Regions from separate parts of the Homo sapiens genome. Here region 1 is linked to region 2. A link is an interaction called in ENCODE POLR2A ChIA-PET data of the cell type or tissue named here. Cell type or tissue: GM12878. All regions are shown on one strand. Links, peaks and the distances in the headings refer to the core of each region. The heading gives the core; the rest is flanking DNA. Region 1 holds the start of HOXC6 (homeobox C6). Region 2 overlaps CBX5 (chromobox 5).

The links. ChIA-PET counts read pairs that join two places held together with the same protein. Peaks named below come from ENCODE experiments on the same cell type or tissue, not always from the same donor. Only the 100,000 strongest peaks of a DNase experiment are listed, where the experiment ranks them.
Region 1: POLR2A ChIA-PET joins it to region 2 with 5 read pairs; 5 of 35 experiments call an interaction of 5 or more read pairs at or near these places.

The regions. Positions count from the first base shown.
Region 1 is chr12:54,021,752-54,031,598 of GRCh38, forward strand. It overlaps HOXC6 (homeobox C6), which reads left to right and starts at 6,689. Exons shown (of 2, transcript NM_004503.4): 1 at 6,689-7,170; 2 at 7,904-9,072. The coding sequence starts at 6,771. The coding sequence ends at 8,211. It also overlaps a transcript of HOXC4 not described here and a transcript of HOXC5 not described here. RefSeq lists an enhancer at 1-187. In GM12878, for the core only: no CTCF peak of the experiment used is centred there; no DNase peak of the experiment used is centred there; H3K4me3 peaks cover 497 bases.
Region 2 is chr12:54,254,766-54,264,612 of GRCh38, forward strand. It overlaps CBX5 (chromobox 5), which reads right to left. Exons shown (of 5, transcript NM_012117.3): 2 at 2,749-2,927. The coding sequence starts at 2,885. It overlaps SCAT2 (S-phase cancer associated transcript 2), which reads left to right and starts at 7,850. Exons shown (of 2, transcript NR_157844.1): 1 at 7,850-8,172. It also overlaps the pseudogene RN7SL390P. RefSeq lists enhancers at 1,698-2,359, 4,553-4,722. In GM12878, for the core only: no CTCF peak of the experiment used is centred there; a DNase peak (open chromatin) is centred at 4,946; H3K4me3 peaks cover 1,335 bases; H3K27ac peaks cover 2,262 bases.

The sequences.
Region 1 (9,847 bases), core at 5,918-8,417, 230 kb before region 2:
GCCCACGGCCTCTGCCACGGCGCCGCAGCCGCTCCTGTTTATTGTGTCTGTGAGTTGTTTACTTGTTTTGTCTGCTGCCACCCTGCGTCAGAAACCCGCCAAACCAGCGAACTCGCCCAGGAGAACAAAGTGCTGTGCTATCCCCGGACTCCCTCCCCTTTCCAGCAACCCCCTCCTGCCCTCACAAGCTCCTGCATTCTCCCTTTCGGAGGGGAGGAAGCAGAAATAGTCTTAAAACAGGGCAGCTGTTTATAGGGTCAGGGGAATTATGGGGACACCATAAACCTCTGGGTGTCCCTGTGGTGGACAGACTTCTGAGCAGCCCTTCCCTTGCCTAGGCTTTTCTTCCTTCCCCTGGTGACCACTTGGTTAAGGGGGCCACACTCATTGAGAAAGTTGAGCCCACCCCCATCAACCCAGTCCCCCACTACCCCACTCCTTTCTGCAGGAGTTTCCCTGAGACACAGGTTGTTGGGTTTTAAATCAGGGTAATGTTGGTGGATTCATAAAGCTAGATATAGCATGTCATTCTTCTCCCACACTCCCTCTCCTCAGCCCCCCAAAATTGCAGTGAATTTAAGCAAATCCTACAAAATTAAATTGCCCCTTTGCTAAAGATCCTATATGTCTCCAATCCTGCCAGGTGTAGAGTCAGATAGTTGGCTTTTGGCCTTTAATTTTGCTGCTAGCTATTAAATTTAAAAGAGTATCATTGAAGTAAGTAATATTCTCATTTCTGAAATTAATTTTCCCCTCCCAGTCTCTCTCTCTCTCTTTTTGCCAGCACAGATTAAATGGTTCTTTCAGATCTGCAAACAATAAAGGATAAAATTATTTATAGGGAAATGAGGATGCTGTTTTATTGTTGGCATATTGTTCCAGAACATAACAACATTTTATTTTCAAGCAGGAGAGGTTAGACCAGGGGGAGAAAGAGGGGGAAAGGAAAAAACATGAAAGGAGGGCAGGAACCCACACACAAAACTCCTGCCATGTATAACTGGTAGGACATTTACAATTTCTATATGACAACTCACTGTGATGTCATAATACCGAGTTCTTGAATTTTATAATTCTCATGAACCTCTCAAATGGGTCCAAGCAGTGCTTCATGTGGAGGGGTATAGAAGAAGCCAGGAGGCTGGGGATCCTTTGACCCAGTGCAGAGCAGCACACCCCCTATTGCGGCTTCTTCCTCATGTGACATCCTCTTGAGGCCCTATTCTGGGGGCTGAAAATATTCTGGATATTCTGCATTTTAATTTTTCTCCTGGGCCAAGCAGGGCCACTTGCTTTGCCCCCCTCAAGTGTCCCTAGGCATCTAAGCTCTCTCCCCATTCCCAGATCACAGAGAGCTGTGTCCCCAGGCTCTCCCCAAGCCCCCTCCTCAGCTAATACTCAGCTGCTTGGAATAGAGGTGGGAGGCTTGGGCACCAGCCCCCAAAAAGCCAGAAATGATTTTTTCCAGATGGAGCTGGAAGGGGGCTCAGGGCTGAGCGTGATGGGGTAGAGATGTTTGGGACCTATTTTACGTTTTAACCTTAAGTCAGAGAAGTGAATTGAGAAGCCAAACAAATGCCAATGTGAGAGTTTGTATCTGCTGATGGTAGCAGCAATAAGTGAAGTGCTGGTAAGGAAAGGTCAGGCAGAAATCTGGAAAGAGAGAGGGAGGAGAGGAAATGTGACATGAGTTAGCAGAGCCCTTCCATATACCTTTCTTCTCCGTTTAATTGTAATAAAGCAAAAGCAGCTCGGGTAGCCTCTCAACCTCTTAGCTCAAAAGAGGAATCACCAGCGCAGGCCTTGGAGGTGTTTGGGGGCAGTTCTCAGCAGCTTAACATGCCCAATCTGCCCTCTTCCTCCTTTCCCCCTCCCTGCTGATCCCCAGCTCCCTTCAACTGGTCAGCCCGGGCCCTGTCCCCAAAATATTAGCACCCCCAAATGATATCCATTTCTGTGTTAGGTGTGTCAAATTTCACTTCTCTCCATGCCTAAACTTTGAAAGGAGGAGTGTACCTTTTTGGAATGCGGTGTGTGTAGCGGGGGCAGGTATGTGCTCAGACAGCTTCCCCCATCATATCTATGGGAAACTGGAAGCCCCTTAGGTGAGCCATGCTTTGGTGTTCCCAAACAGCATTCCCTGCATTCAGGTTCTCTGGCAGACCAGGAGGCTCTTTGCGATCTGATCCTTTGACTAGGAGTTCCATGGAGATCAAAGGAGCTTATTTATACACAAAACACCAGGCATTTGGAGTAGAATTTATTTTTTAATTTCTAAATAAAAAAGTCTAATCATAGACCAATCGGGCCAACTGAGCAGTCGCTCCAGAACAGCAAAGCCTTAACCAAATAGTGTGATTATGAGGGGAGCTGAGCAATTACTGAAACTCGGCTTTCTCCGTAAGAGGGATTTTAGCCCTCGCCCAGTGGCACAAAAGGGGCCAGCGGGGCAACCGTTCTTCTCTTGCTCAGAAAAGTGAGACTTGGGGGTGGTGGGGGCAGGGTCGGGCAGCTGCGGTCGCGTCCAGGCAGCTGAGCACCCAGGCCAGGCGCTGAGGCTGAGCACTGAGTCCTGAGGCTCCAGTGCTTGGGTCCCCGAGCAGCCTCAGGAGGCACCGAGCTGTAGTTGCAGCGCGGCAGTCAGGAATGGAGTATGTGTATCTGTGTGCGAGGGTTGGTGAGTTACAAACATCCGCGCAGAGTTAGGGGATCTGGGGAGAGAGAGGAGACAGGGAGAACACAACTAAGGAGGACCTCTGGAAAATATTGTCCCCAAATAAAAATTCCAGATCTCATCCCTCTCACTTCAAATATCCCTCCCCAGGAAATTAATATATTTCCCAGAGCTGAGTGGAAAGCAAAGGCCAGCAAGGTGAGGCCTGCCCACGAACTTCTTCAGGCTGGGTCCAGTCCCACCCACCCTTTCCCCAGTTCAGAGCTCACATGCCCCCAGCCTTTCCCTGGCCTAAAGGGGAGTAAGGCTGGAGTGGTAGCATTTAACTTGCCTAGGGAAATCCCCAAGTGCCCAGGCTGCAATGCCACCCTTATCCTTGGGGACTCCAGGCCAGTGACTGCACCCCACTCAGGTCCAAGGCGCAGGCAGTAAATTTCTCTCCTATAATTAGCGCTATCAAAAGCATGTGTTTTGCATTGGAGAGGACTGGAGAAGCAAGTGGCAATTTTTCCCTTGTATTCTTTTTCTGTGTTTTTTGAATTCTGTTTTTGAATCCACTAATTAAAGCTTCTCTGAAAGTGAAAATCTGCTCTTGACACCAAGCCCCTTCCGAATGCCTGATTTGGGAGGCTAAGGGGCCAGAGCAGTAGCAAGGAGACCTGCAAGCCTGATGGGGTTGGGGGGTAGTGTTCTCTGATTTCTTTAGGCTCGTTTTATAGAAACAAAGAACAAGTTCTCTCCCCTCCTTCCCAAGACTTGTGCATATTTACAGAGCACAACTGCAGTTTTAATAAAACATCTGTTCTTGCTTCTGCTGATGAGTTTCCATAATTGTTTTCAGACAAATTTAACAGGAAAATATAAATATATTTAGAAAAATCTAAGTCCCAGCTTTCCCCCTATAGACAGCCATTCTTTTGCCAAAAAAATAAAATTAACATGAAATGGGAAAAAGAAAATATAATCCAATGTAGGGAAGATCGGGCTCATCTGACCTGCTCTCCCCCCTTGGAGCGAATCCTTTCAGCAAATTTCAGCTGCATAATTAAAGATCTAAGAGAAAGAAGAGGGCTTCTTCTTTCCTCAGGAATGAAAGGTAATTGGGGGGGGGGGAGGTGTTGAAAATTAATTTTGCCAAAGGTCTTTAAGCAGTGGAGGAATTTATTTGTATTTCTGTTTCCCCTTCTCTCCCCCTTCCAGCATTTCTGCCTTTTTCACCCAGCAGCTGGTTTCTGTTCATTATAAATCGGCGAGACCTTTCAGTCTCTGCCCTCTGTTTAGGGACGTCATAAAACACTTAACTTTCTGGGGCTGAGGCTCACATTCTGCCTCTCAGGTCGCCAACCTCCCTGAGCCCACCGACTTTAGGCCCCAATAGAGAATCTCCCCAACTTTGGGGCCCCTTTCCTCTCCAGACATGGTTGAGGAGGGGCTCAAGGAAACCTAGGCATCCTTGCTGGGGGCTGTAGTCCATGCTGCCCCAGAAGCCCCTTCTTTCTTCCAAGGTCCTTCCCTCCCCCACCCAGACATAAAAGAGATTTTTAAATACATAGAAAATCAACACTCATTGAAAGTGAAACCTCATTAAGACATCCTATCTTCCATCATTCAATTTGTTGTACATTGCAACAATTTAATATCTTGAAGGAAATATCACTGACATGATTTATCCCTCTAGCAATCTCTCTCTGAAATTGGAGGGGGGGACAGAGTTACTCTCTCTTCCGGCCTCTTCTACTTGTTACACCACTACCCTTAGGGCAGAAAGGAGGCTGGGAACTCTGAGAGAGGCTACTTGTGTCCAGGGGTGCACTGACTTGTTCCCTAGCTCAGTCCCCAGAGTACTCCTGCCTTGTTGTCTCTCCCCCACCTCTTGCCCTCCAGGGGGCCTGAAGCCTCAGCCAGCTGTTGGAAACCTCTGCTCAGGCATGCCATGAATTCGAGGACAGCTGGATTCTAGGGCAAAAAGCAACTCACATTGGTGTCTATGTTTGTGTACCTGCCAAGTCACCCCAAAAATGAGATAACTCATCTAAAATTTTTTTTCTTAATTTAAAAATCCTCCTCTACCCTTTCCCCTTCATTTCCTTGGGGAGAAGAAAGTGTGATCTAGAAGGAGGAACCTTTATAATTATAGGAGTCTTTCCCCTTCCCTTCCAAATACCGACAAATTTCTGTCCTTTCTGGAGGATTGGGGCTGTATTTTCTAAAACCAACACAAATTGTCTGGCAGGAAGACTCTTCAACCCCCTAACGAGGTTCATGTATTAACTAACATGTTGTCTCCACCAGCTCCTGCACACTGTCTGCTTTTGGGTTCGAAACTTTATTTTTCCCCCCTAGCGACACTCCAGGGAAACCTTAACGTTACAGAAGATGAATAAACGAGTTTTTTCTCAGCATAGTCCCGTTTATGGCTTTATTGCTACCCATTGATTACTCCGCTTTGTTACACAGAAGGAAAAGATCATAAAATCCGGCGACATCCGGGTTCTTGTTATAGCCAGCTTTCCCCCCCCCCAACCCACCCAAAAATGGTGGGGGGGGGGGGATATGAGCTTTCTCTGCTCCCCGCACACTCCCCACCACCCTTCTTTGTCAACTCAAGGCATTTTCAGCCTATATCACGATATCAAATTAAGTTTGGACTAATCAGGAGAAAACCCCCATCTGCACACTTTCCGCTGTTTCAGTTCGCCTACTGCGGCTCCCTCACAAGCCTCGGATTCAGCTGCCTTTTCGTAACCGTCTCTTCCCTTTTTTTAGCCCCAAGATGGGGGAATAAAATGGGCGTTGAGGTTGCTGAGAGGCCCATCCCCACCACGGGTGACTGGCACTTGGGTGAGAGCTCCTTAGAACCCCTTTCTGAAGTCTCCAAGCCTCATAGCTCAGGTCCAGGGGCGCCTCCACTGGCGGTGCCCTGAGTCTGGAGGGGGCAGGGGGGCTTCTGACCAAGGCAGGGGCTTGAGCCTGCAGGAAGCTAACTGTCCATCAGAGCCCCACCAGCCTTCTCTTTCTGGCTGGATCCTATGTGAATTACCCCACAGGCCCTCACTGGCTCCAAATAATAAATTCTCACCAACATAAACAGGAGTTGATGTCTCTAGAAAGATTCTCAGAGTTTTCGTTCTTCCTCTCTCTCTCTTTCTCTCTGTCTTTCCCCCTCCGGTGCCACCTCCCTACATTTTACTTCTTTTTCTCCTTTTTCTATTGCATTTTTTATACATTTTCCCTTTTAGGCAAAAATGCTGGAAGAGTTTTCCCAACAGAGGGGTCCTGAGAAGGAGGCAGAAGGGAGCCAGGAGGCAAAGGAGAGCAGATGCGTGGCCCATTTGCCCACTCCAGCTCTGCCACTGTACCCTGAAGTCTTGCCCCTTTAGACCTAGTTGTTCCCCACATCCCTACTACATTCAAGACTCTCAGCCACACTCTACTTACTCAGGGGAACAGGTTTTATGAAATTTCTTTCTACTTTTGATTTTTTTTTAATTATTGGTGAAAAAAATACTAGTTTAGTGATGGGACTCACTCCATGGAGTGTCAAAACAGGATTTCCTGCAGGATTTCTAGGGACCCCCCTCCTGTGCTGGGAGGGAGTTCTTCCCTTGGAGAAATCAGGATGTAATTTTAGAAGGGGGCAGATATAAAACATGAAACCAGATTGAAAATACAGGGGTTTCTCTAGCCCTGGCTCTGGCCACAGCACAGCAAAGTTAGCTGGGGCTGAGAGATTTCCTGGTAGTACAGCTCTCCTTCCCTGAGTCCCAAGGCCCTGCTCAGGGACATGCACCCCTCCTTCACCACCAAACCAGTTCCCTTACATATATATATATATATATATATTTTTTAAAAGAAATCCAAGTCTTACTTTCAAAGCACACACTTAGTCTCAACTAGGGAATCAACAGAAGCAGAAGCGATTTTTTTCCCCCTTCCTGACATCTGGCTTGCGATTGGCTGGGAGGGGGTCAGCTGACTTTGTCATTTTGTCTGTCCTGGATTGGAGCCGTCCCTATAACCATCTAGTTCCGAGTACAAACTGGAGACAGAAATAAATATTAAAGAAATCATAGACCGACCAGGTAAAGGCAAAGGGATGAATTCCTACTTCACTAACCCTTCCTTATCCTGCCACCTCGCCGGGGGCCAGGACGTCCTCCCCAACGTCGCCCTCAATTCCACCGCCTATGATCCAGTGAGGCATTTCTCGACCTATGGAGCGGCCGTTGCCCAGAACCGGATCTACTCGACTCCCTTTTATTCGCCACAGGAGAATGTCGTGTTCAGTTCCAGCCGGGGGCCGTATGACTATGGATCTAATTCCTTTTACCAGGAGAAAGACATGCTCTCAAACTGCAGACAAAACACCTTAGGACATAACACACAGACCTCAATCGCTCAGGATTTTAGTTCTGAGCAGGGCAGGACTGCGCCCCAGGACCAGAAAGCCAGTATCCAGATTTACCCCTGGATGCAGCGAATGAATTCGCACAGTGGTGAGTTTTACAGCTCCGAGATATAAATTAAATAAACTGAACTGGCTTTATGACCGGCTTCCCTAGAAGAACGGGCGGAGAGAGTTTTTTATGGCCCCATAAAAACAATCACGCTCGTCTCCTCACCGAGACAGGGCCCCCTCTTCTGCCCCCTCAGCTCGCCTCTCGCTCGCTTGCAGGGGCCTGGCCCCCTTGGCCCCTGACGGATTGGAGGGCCCCAAGGCGGGCTGAGGGGGCAGGAACAGGGCAGGGGATGAGGGGAGGGAGCAGAAGATAGGGGAGCCCCCCAAAGTGGAGTCAGTCTGAGGAGAAGGGAGGGGGAGAGGAGAGGCAGATAAGTGGGGAGAAGTTTCCAAGGAACTAGGATGCTTGGGGAGATGGGGGAGCCCAGTCCTTGAGAAAGGGGGCCCTCATCCCCATTATCTGGGATTTTTCAAAAATCTGCTTTTAGACTTGCAGCTTTCTGTTTGCCTTTTGCCCCGCCCCCCCGCCCCCCCCCCCACCACACACCTTTCTTTGGGACACACAGGTCCCACCTTATAGGAGGTCTGAAGTTGGGGTCCTCGCTGTACCCCCAGTGGGGGTGGGGCAAGGCAAAAGGGAGAAGGCTAGAGCCCTAAGGAGGCTGTGAGCTGCTGGCCAGGTTGGGAGGGTCAGGACTTTGCTAGGCGAAACAGTCTGCAGAGGACGCTTTGCTGATTGCTTTTAGTGTGTTTTGTGCCCGGATCTTTAGGGGTCGGCTACGGAGCGGACCGGAGGCGCGGCCGCCAGATCTACTCGCGGTACCAGACCCTGGAACTGGAGAAGGAATTTCACTTCAATCGCTACCTAACGCGGCGCCGGCGCATCGAGATCGCCAACGCGCTTTGCCTGACCGAGCGACAGATCAAAATCTGGTTCCAGAACCGCCGGATGAAGTGGAAAAAAGAATCTAATCTCACATCCACTCTCTCGGGGGGCGGCGGAGGGGCCACCGCCGACAGCCTGGGCGGAAAAGAGGAAAAGCGGGAAGAGACAGAAGAGGAGAAGCAGAAAGAGTGACCAGGACTGTCCCTGCCACCCCTCTCTCCCTTTCTCCCTCGCTCCCCACCAACTCTCCCCTAATCACACACTCTGTATTTATCACTGGCACAATTGATGTGTTTTGATTCCCTAAAACAAAATTAGGGAGTCAAACGTGGACCTGAAAGTCAGCTCTGGACCCCCTCCCTCACCGCACAACTCTCTTTCACCACGCGCCTCCTCCTCCTCGCTCCCTTGCTAGCTCGTTCTCGGCTTGTCTACAGGCCCTTTTCCCCGTCCAGGCCTTGGGGGCTCGGACCCTGAACTCAGACTCTACAGATTGCCCTCCAAGTGAGGACTTGGCTCCCCCACTCCTTCGACGCCCCCACCCCCGCCCCCCGTGCAGAGAGCCGGCTCCTGGGCCTGCTGGGGCCTCTGCTCCAGGGCCTCAGGGCCCGGCCTGGCAGCCGGGGAGGGCCGGAGGCCCAAGGAGGGCGCGCCTTGGCCCCACACCAACCCCCAGGGCCTCCCCGCAGTCCCTGCCTAGCCCCTCTGCCCCAGCAAATGCCCAGCCCAGGCAAATTGTATTTAAAGAATCCTGGGGGTCATTATGGCATTTTACAAACTGTGACCGTTTCTGTGTGAAGATTTTTAGCTGTATTTGTGGTCTCTGTATTTATATTTATGTTTAGCACCGTCAGTGTTCCTATCCAATTTCAAAAAAGGAAAAAAAAGAGGGAAAATTACAAAAAGAGAGAAAAAAAGTGAATGACGTTTGTTTAGCCAGTAGGAGAAAATAAATAAATAAATAAATCCCTTCGTGTTACCCTCCTGTATAAATCCAACCTCTGGGTCCGTTCTCGAATATTTAATAAAACTGATATTATTTTTAAAACTTTATACCGGGAATTCTGTTAATTCGCTCGCCCGCCGGCCTCAGGGTGAGAGCTGGAGCAGGCTCCAAGCGCTCCCGCGCCTGCCGGCCCCCTGCAAGCCCCCAGCCCTCTGCACTCGCCTTCCCCGGAGCCCAGGCGCCCGGCCCCGGCCTTCTGTTCGTTCTCGCGATCGCACTGAGGGGCTGGGAGGCCTCTCTGGGCTCCCTGCGCGGAGCAACACACACACCCTGCGGGAAAAAGCCGCGTAGGATTTTGTTGCGGGGGGAGCTGGGATCAGTCGGTTTGGGCACCAACCCCACGCAGGCCTTTCTTCCTGCCTGTGGCAGCCGGTGTCCTCGGCGTCCGAACCCTGAGGCGCCCCGAAAGACCAGTAAAGAAGCACTATCCAGGCACCAGGGTCTCCTCCACCCACTCCCGGGAGTTGGAGGCGGGGGGCGCCGTGAGAGCAAGCCCCAGGCCCGCGCCAAGCTGGCTGTTGCGAAACGTAGCGGAGGCGGAGAGCGGAGGGAAAGAGAAGACCGCGGGACTGGAGCCCTGTCGGCAGGGATTGAGCGATTCAAGGACATCTCGAGAGAGAAAGCCTGGAAACTGAGCTCTCGCCTGCTCTGGTACTCCTGACGTGGCCGGGACAAAATTCCTTCTTCATTACAGCTCCAGCCGGGCTGGTTCCTTACTTTTCTCTCCTCAAACGGGTGAAGAGGCGGGTGAGGAGCGCAGCCGGACCCTAACCATTTATCAACCCTGGCCTTCTCTCTCCAAGCCTGGCCAGAGAAACCTGA
Region 2 (9,847 bases), core at 3,699-6,198:
TCGTTTGAACCCGGGAGAAGGAGGTTGCAGTGAGCCAAGATCACGCCATTGCACACCAGCCTGGGCAATAAGAGCAAAACTCTTGTCTCAAAAAAAGAAAAGAAGTCAAGAAAAAAAATTCCTCACACAGTAACTTTCCCCAAAACCCACAGACCATATAGTTTACCATCCCAGAGGAAATTAACATACCAATATCAAAAGGTGTACCAAGACTATTACACAAGCCGAATACACTTGGGGGTTGGGAAGAATCTGTTGATAGCTAGAAAAGCCAGTCCTATAATGCGATTATCCCTTTTCCTAACACTTTGGTACTGCTGCTTCTACTTCAGTTTCCACCCAAAAGACAACATAGTATGATTTAAAAAGAGCCTGGGTTGGCCAGGAATAGTGATTCACACCTATAATCCCAGCACTTCAAGAGGCCAAGGCAGGCAGATCGCTTGAACCCAAGAGAGCGAGACCAGCCTGGGTAACACAGTGAGACCCTGTCTCTATTTTGAAGATAAAAAAGCAGGGCGTGGTGGCTCACGCCTGTAATCCCAACACTTTGGGAGGCTGAGGTGGGCGAATCACAAGGTCAGGAGTTCGAGACCAGCCTGGCCAACATGGTGAAATGCTGTCTCTACTAAAAATACAAAAAGTTAGCTGGGCGTGGTGGCAGGCACCTGTAATCCCAGCTACTCGGGAGGCTGAGGCAGGAGAATCGCTTGAACCCGGGAGGCGGAGGTTGCAGTGAGCTGAGATCGCGCCACTGAGCTCCAGCGTGGGCGATAGTGAGAGACTCTGTCTCAAAAAAAAAAAAAAAAAAAGATAAAAATATGTAAAAATTTAAATTAAAAAAAGAATTAAAGTTTTGAAAGAGGCAAGGGTCTTGCTATGTTAACCAGACAGGAGTGCAGTGGCTATTCACAGGTACGATCCTACTAATGCTCAAAATGGGAGTTCTGACCTGCTCTGGTTCACTCCTACTTAGGCAACCTGGTGGTCCCTCACTCCTGGGAGGTCACTATATTGATGCCAAACTTAATGCAGACACCTGATCGGTTTAGTGCACTACAGCCCAAAACTCCTGGACTCAAGCAATCCTCCCACTTCAACCTCCCTAGTAGCTGGGACCACGGGTACATACCACCATGCCTGGACTCTAAATGCTTTTGTGAGAATCGAAGAGAGCACAAGAGGTAGAATTTGATCACTGTCTAGCACAAAGTAGGCATTTAGTTATAGACAATGCTGATTTGTTCCAGTCTTTTATGAAATCCAGGGCATTTCTGAAAAAGGACCAATGTTTACTTTGTCTACCCCAAACCTTACCTTTTCCCCTTTCATCTATGGTAAGGTACCAGTAGCTCAATGACAGAGAAAGAGTTTCAAGTATCTTTCAAACACCCAAATATTTCCAGTGGAAATGGGCCCAATAAACATCTTCAAAATCTTCTGGTGTTACTTTAGTTCCTATCTGTTAGTGCTCTAGAGGTCTCTCAAACTTTAACAGTTCTCATCTCTAGTGGAAGCTGTGATACCACTCCTCTCTACAAACAGAGGGCATCTTCTGATTGTTGTGCTACCCATACTTGCACTCTGGGTGCTAGAGATGCTAAGCATCCTGCAATGCATGAATGATCCCACCTACAACGCCAATAATTCTCCAGATGAGAAACCTTGAGTCATGTAATGAAATAACCTCCAGTATGTTTCAAAGGTTCTTGACACATAGCCTTTATCCAAAAGTATTGGTAAACCACTGTATCTTTTAGTGTATTTAGGTCCTAGACTGCAGGAGCTGTGCCATCCAATATGGTAACCACTAGCCACATGTGCCTATTTGAAATGCAGCTAGTTTGAATGGAGATGCACTATAAAGTATAAAATACATCCCAGATTTTCAAGTCTTAGCACACACACACACACAAATTTCATTAATAACTTTTGTACTGATTAACGCTGAAATAGTATTTTTCACGTATTAGGTTAAATAAAATATTATTAAAATTAATTTCACAGCCAGGCACGGTGGCTCACGGCTGTAATCCCAGCACTTTGGGAGGCCAAGGCAGGTGGCTCACTTGAGCCTGGAAGTTCGAGACCAGCCTGAGTAACATGACAAAACCCTGCCTCTACTAAAAACACAGTCACCCAGGCTGGAGTGCAGTGGCGCAATCTTGGCTCACTGCAACCTCCGCCTCCTAGGTTCAAGTGATTCTCCTACCTCAGCCTCTGGAGTAGCTGGGATTACAGGGACCTGCCACCACACTTAATTTTTTTATTTTTAGTAGATGGAGTTTCACCATGTTGGCCAGGCTGGTCTCAAACTCCTGACCTCAGGTGATCCACCCGCCTCAGCCTCCCAAAGTGCTGAGATTAGAGTGCAAGCCACCACGCCTGGCCTTATAAGCACTACTGCTTATCCTTATTTCACTGAGGAGATAAAATGATTAAGGAAATTAGCCAAGGCCATCCAGTTTGTATCATAAGTGGTGGAGTTAGAATCTAGACCCAAGCAATCTGACTCTCGAGTCTGTGCTCCTAACCAATTCATTATACTGCCTTTCAAAAGCAGTATCATTAGAACGTAAGCTCCACAAGCGGAGAGATTTTGTTTTCTTTACTGCTGTGTCTTCTAACTCTTAGGAAGAGTGCAGGAGGGGGAAGAAAAAGACAAAAATGCTTGTGATTCCTAAGGAAGTAAACCAAAGGTATCTATCTCTACAGAGTCCCAACGCCTGGGGGAAAAAAGGAACTTACTCAGAAAAGCCTTTCCACTTCAGTAGATATTCCACTTGTCCCTTAACCACGCGCCTGTCTAGCACCTTCTCCACAACATACTCCTCCTCATCCTCTGAAGAAGAACTGTCAGCTGTCCGCTTGGTTTTCTTTCCCATGTCGCACACCGTTCCACCTGAAAGACTAAGGCCACCAGGTCCCTGCAAAGGCAAAGGACAAAATGGTTAGAATCCATGTGAGGAGTTAAAAACTTTGTCTTTTCTTGATGGGATGAAAAGGGGATAACACTGAGTTGCCATGTGCCCTGCTCTTGAGTCTCAAATCATTCTACAGATGAGTCCTAAGAGTTTAATTTAAAAATGAATCAGTCTTCACTTCCTCAACTACAACCTCCTCTTCGGCTAAAGAGACCAAAATTATTAGAAGGCACAACTGTTTAACTCTTCTATTTCAGATTCCAAAAGACAAGTAGTGTGGTATGTTATTCCTGGCTATGTTTGTAACTGTTTACAAGCCAGGAACTCAAACAGAAATGTGCAAAATCTTTAGTTAAATGAACCAAGATAAAATTAAAACCTTTTTCTCCAAGGTGAATAAGCGTCTTTATAAAAATGAAAAAAGAAAAGCCACTAAAATATGAGTTTTCTGTGCTCTGAGCATCTTGCCCAGTCTCTTAGCAGCACACAAAAAAGGCTTGCTTAGGCACCTTTCACCACATTTTCAGTGACTTGGTACATTTCCCTTAAACAAATTGAGCTTGTCCCTTCAGAGCATCCATCAGCTCACAAAAGCAAGGCTGACATCTCAAACACACTAATCTTCCTTTTTAGAAAGCTAATTTGGGGATGGGAGGGAGGCAGAAAGGAGAAAAAATTTTTCAGTCCTAAAATTCAAAATTAGTCACTAGATTATTCAGTAATTCCCAAGATGCAACTAACCCAAATAGTTAAGAAGGTACCTCTCCCTCTTAACTGAAGTTGACTCAGGGCCAAAGGAAGAGGAGGAGGAAAAAGAAGTCTGGCCCCAGACTCAGCATCAACATGAAGCCTCCTCAAAATACAGAGGAACCATTCATAGGCCCAAGGAAAGCTGAAGCAAGGAAACACAAATGGAAATTGAGTTAAGCTCAGAAATATGCACACCAGGGGGTACTCAACAGAGAATCTAGTTTTAAAAATTCCCATGTTGTTGTTCCATAATCATTTTTAAGAATTCTTCCTTAACCATGCTAAATGGTGCCTACAGTCTGGATTACAGAGTAGCAGAAATTGTTTTCTTAGCTGAACTCCATTATTATTTTCCTGTAATCTTTAAAGATGTTTATCAGCACCCTCTAAATATTTCCACCCTGACCAGAAAACCACTGGGTCAGGGAGGGCCCACTACTAACCTCAGAATGATGTTCAAGTCACATAAAAAGTGGCAATTATCAATTCACTTCAAATTAGCAAAATTTTAAAAATTATTACAAGAATATATAGTTGGAGACCATATCTCCAGAACTTATTAGCTATAGGTCTGCCCACCTAAAAAACTGCCTATACCCATTACTGCCCTATAAGACTAAGTTTTTATTAAAATACTCTATTTGGAAGAGGAAGTAGTAGCAAAATGTAGGTGCGGGGGGGTTAAAATAATTTTTCCATGAATTTAGAAGAGTCCTAAGCTTCAAGAAAATATCTTATGTGCTTTATTTAAAATAAAACAGCCTCCAACCTCACCAGAGACAGGAAATGTCATATTCCAGGGAGAGTACCCCACCCCCACCACCACTCACCTTGGAATTTCCGGGAGCTGAGCAGTTTAGGTCAGAGCGCTGGGGTTAAAACCAGCCCCATGTTAGATGCATGCAGTTAAGCATTGTGGCTATGGCCTCCCCTGCCTCACCAGGAAAAACAAGGATTTACATGTGTTCTTCATTTTGAGGGAGAGACAAGGAAAATCTCCCTTTATACCTTCATGCAGAAGAGGAGCCCCAAAGGTAGAAAATGAATGGGGGTTCCCTCCTTTACCTACCGGATCGCCCCAGTTCTTTCTTTCCCTCTGGGCTAACAGGAGGGGCCTCCCCTCCCAGGTCTGGGTCTTGGCGGGCTGGCAGCTCCCCTGCCCCCACCCAGCTGCCTGGGCGCCACTGCGCAGCTGTCCCAGTCCGTTGCCATAGCAACTGGCAGCAGTACTACACTAAGGGGGAGAAGCAAATGGAAAAGTTAAAAGGCTTAACTTTCCTTTTCAGTGAAGACTGGGTGGAGAAATTGGAAGGTACCTCTCTTGGCCTCAAGGCTAAGGCATTCAGAGCTTAAGGGAATTACTTCTTAGGTTTTAAATCCAGTATTTATGCTTATTCCTCTAACAGCACTGTGAATTAATCAATAACATTTTAAGATCATCTAACAAGATTACAGCTCAACTGAAGGGGGAGGGGAAAGGCTCGATCCTTCTACAACACGATCAGTACAAACCACCCATCACTTAATCCAGCCCACCAGAGCACTTTGGGCAATCCCATTTTACCGTCTGTCACAGAACAGTTAATTAAAATTGCTTGAGGGGAAAAATAACAGGAAACAGGGGAGGGGAAGTATTTTAAAGACACTATATAACTTTCCTTCTTTGGGGGGATTACTAGAGACAAAATCCAAAGACATGAAGCACTACCAAAACAACAACCAAAAAAAAAAAAAAAAAAAACCCCTTTTAACTAAAATTAGAGGTGGAGGGCCAGGTGCAGTGGCTCATGCCTGTAATCCCAGAACTTTGGGAGGCCGGGACGGGGCAATCATTTGAGGTCACGTGCTCAAGACTAGCCTGACCAACGTGGTGAAACCCCGTCTCTACTAAAAATACAAAAAAATTAGCCAGGTGTGGTGGCAGGCGCATATAGTCCCAGCTCCTCAGGGGGCTGAGGGAGGAGAAATCGCTTGAACCCAGGAGGCAGAGGTTGCAGTGAGCCTAGATCGCACCACTGCACTCCAGCCTGGGCGACAAGAGTGAGACTGTCTCGAAAAAATAAAACAAAATGAATTTAGGTGGAAAAAAATTCCTAAGAAGCTTAAAAAAAAAAAAGAGGAGAGCAGTTCTGCCACAACCTAATGGTTGATAAATTTAAACCACTTATAGGTTGCTCTATAATGTTATAAAACAGATTTTTAAATAATTATTCATCACCTGATACATTATTAATATACAACTCTCTGTATCAGTATGTCTCAATACTTGAGAAAAGGAGTACTAGGATAAATAAAAAAGATATATAGAGACTTGAAATACTGTAAGTTTTCCATTCTTCTGGCTCTAAAGAACATTTTAGAGAGCTCCAAAACTCTACTCTGCTTTATAGATGTGGGAACTTTAAAGCCAGAAGTGGCTGCCATAGGAGAGTAAGAAAAAGGGACAATCAAAAGCAAAGAACTCAGTTGAGCCAGGAACAGTGGCTCACACCTGTAATCCCAGCACTTTGGGAAGCCGAGGCAGGTGGATTACCTGAGGTCAGGAGTTCGAGACCAGCCTGACCAACATGGTGACGCCCCATCTCTACTAAAAATGCAAAAATTAGCCAGACATAGTAGCACTTGCCTGTAATCCCAGCTACTTGGGAGGCTAAGGCAGGAGAATCGCTTGAACCTGGGAGGCAGAGGTTGCAGTGAGCCGAGACTGCGCCACTGCACTCCAGCCTGAGCAACAAGAGCGAAACCGTCTCAAAAAAAAAAAAAAAAGAACTCAGTTGAGAAGAAGCACAATGGTGACTATTACGACTGTCAAACAGAAGAAACCATAGGGTGTAAGACCAAAGTAGAAATTTTTTTCTTTTTTCTTTTTTTTTTTTGAGACGGAGTCTCGCTCTGTCACCAGGCTAGAGTGCTGTGGCGCCATCTCGGCTTACTGCAACCTCCAACTCCCTGGTTCAAGGGATTCTCCTGCCTCAGCCTCCCAAGTAGCTGGGATTACAGGCATGTGCCACCACGCCCAGCTAATTTTTGTATTTTTAGCAGAGATGGGGTTTCATCATGTTGGCCAGGATGGTCTCGATTTCCTCATCTTGTGATCCGCCCACCTGGGCCTCCCAAAGTGCTGGGATTACAGGCATGAGACACTGCACCCGGCCAGAAATTTTTTAATTACAAAAGATTTCCTCAGATTTGAATGGACCATCAGCAAACCTCCAATTAAAAACGGCATTTTTCAACTCTTACCTTTTAACTTTTCATAATTAAGGGATATAAAAACAATAACAAACATTTAAATAGGATCCTGACTCTGATTAACTTGCCATGTGTTATCCTGAGTAAATAAATTTTCCATCTAACCCCGGCATCATTTAAACGGGCTAAATAAATCTGTACTACCTGCCCTACGTACCTCCGAGGGAAAAAGTGAGTTTATGTTGAAACCAAAGATCTATTAAGTCCCCCAAAAAGAACCTTCTGTAAAAATATGTCAGGGCTGAATACAACAGCAGAAGAAAATATGTGACCTTCCAAATTCCTAAGCTAGTAAACCATATCACATGCAGTAACTCCTGCAGCTCAACACATTAGTAGATAGCAAGAAAAAGAGGAACAGTGTCTTTGTTAACTAGGCACTGGAAAACGAATAAACCTTCAGAGAACAGGGTAGGTACGTTCTCTCTCAAGGGCAAAATACTTATTCCTTAAAACTCAGACAAACTTTAAAGATGGCAGAATGAAAAGACTAATAGTAACTCTGTGAAGGAATAAGGAACAGGAGAGAATGACAGCAATACTAACATTTTGGTGAAACCTTTCAGAGAAAGAAAAGTGAATTTAATGAGGAAAGAGACAAAAATATTCTGGTGTCCACCCCTCCCCACAAAACATCAGAAAATAAAGATTGAGTTCAATTCCCTCCTTTCCACCCTTAAGAACTGCCTAAAGGGCACATGGGCCGAGGTCCTTTTCTTTTTGGGAAATGGGTTTTGTAACCACTGACAAATCGAATTGGGCCTGATGCCAGGAGTCAGAGTACAACCATAATATTCTTTAAAGGATGGCATGCAATTGTCTTGTAAATCTCCTAGACAGTCACAGATCAGAAGCTGGCAAGGATGACGACATAGTTCTGATGGAATGTGTCTTATCTTAACCTTGAAGTTACAGATCTGCTCAGGAGCAGCAGTAAGAAATGAGAAATGCACTCAGACATCGGAGGGGACATAATTCTCTTTTAGACAGTGTGACCCGGAGTATTAGGGTCAAATGAAACACAAAGCCAGTCAAACAATTTAAGGGCTAGAGCCTAGACCAGATAAAGCATCAAGACTGGTGGTTCACACTGAGCTTAGGAGGAGGGAGCTTTCCAGCATGAGAAATGAGACATGGCTGGCAGGATGATGGAGTGATTAAGATAGAATCCCAATACCATGACAGAGGAAAAGAAGATGAGCCTCTGAACACAACCTTATCCTTGTGGAAATCTCCAAGGGAAAGGGTGAGTAGCTTCTCAAATTTCTGGAGTCTTTCAGGCATAACAGCTCTCAGCCTTCTCTCTTAAATATACATAGGAACTATCTGGTAAAGCTACCAATAACTATAGATTACAGCACCTAAGGCCCATTGAGATGAGAAAAGAGGCTGGGCGCGGTGGCTCACGCCTGTAATCCCAGCACTTTGGTAGGCCGAGGCGGGCAGATCTCCTGAGGTCAGGAGTTCCAGACCAACCTGGCCAACATGGTGAAACCCTGTCTCTACTAAAAATACAAAAATTAGCCAGGTGTGGTGGCAGGCACCTGTTATCTCAGCTACTTGGGAGGCTGAGGCAGGAGAATCACTTGAACCCAGAAGATGGAGGTTGCAGTGAGCCGAGATCAAGCCATTGCACTCCAGCCTGGACAACAAGGGCAAAACTCCGTCTCAAAAAAAAACCAAACAAAAAACTTATCAGTCCTCAGCAATTACAGAGAGGGCATCACAAGCAAGCTAGGGCAACCCAGAAAAACAAGAGGTAGGCCGGCACAGCGGCTCTCGCCTGTAATCCCAGCACTTTGGGAAGCCAAGGCAGGTGGATCATGAGGTCAGGAGTTTGAGACCAGCCTGGCCAACATGGTGAAACCCCGTCTCTACTAAAGACACAAAAAAATTAGTCAGGCGTGGTGTAATCCCAGCTACTCGGGAGGCTGAGGCAGTTACGCACCTGTAATCCCAGCTACTCAGGAGGGTGAGGCAGGAGAATCGCTTAAACGGGAGGCGGAGGTTGCAGTGAGCTGAGATCGCGCCACTGCACTCCAGCCTGGGCAACAGGGTAAGACTCTATCTCAAAAAAAAAAAAAAAAAAAAAGAAAAGAAAAAAGAAAAAAAAAGGCCAGGCGCAGTGGCTCACGAGGTCAGGAGATTGAGACCATCCTGGCTAACATGGTGAAACCCTGTCTCTACTAAAAATACAAAAAATTAGCCAGATGTGGTGGCGGGAGCCTGTAGTCCCAGCTACTGGGGAGGCTGAGGCAAAAGAATGGTGTGAACCCAGGAGGCGGGGCTTGCAGTGAGCCGAGATCGCACCACTGCACTCCAGCCTGGGAGACAGCGTGAGACTCCGTCTCAAATAAAAAAGAGGTAATGGTTAGCCCTCAGCATTGACCGTTTAATGCTGGAAGAACCCACATAGGGTCCCTGGTATCTGTCTGCTTTGTCCAGTTCAGGTTCTACTCTCATCCCTCCAGTCATTTCTTTTTTGAGACAGGGCCTCGTTCTGTTGTTCAGGCTGCAGTGCAGTGGTGCGGACAGTTTATTGCAGTCTCAAACTCCTGGGCTCAAGCAATCCTCTCACCTTGGCCTTCTGAGCAGCTGGGACCACAGGGGCACGCCACCATGCCTGGCTACATTTTTTTATTTTTTGGTGAGATGCAGTCTCACTGTGTTGCCCAAGCTGGTCTCAAACTTCTGGGCTGAAGCAATCCTCCTGCCTTACCCCCACAAAGCAGTCACTACTTCTCAATACCAATTCTGGTGGCTTTTCTTATCTTGTTATAGTCATTTCATTTTCATCACCACTTATGAGCAAAAGTACACATAATTCTAGATCTTTCACTAAGCTTTCTTCTTATTAAGAATGAAAGCCAGCCGGGCGCAGTGGCTCATGCCTGTAATCCCAGCACTTTGGGAGGCCAAGG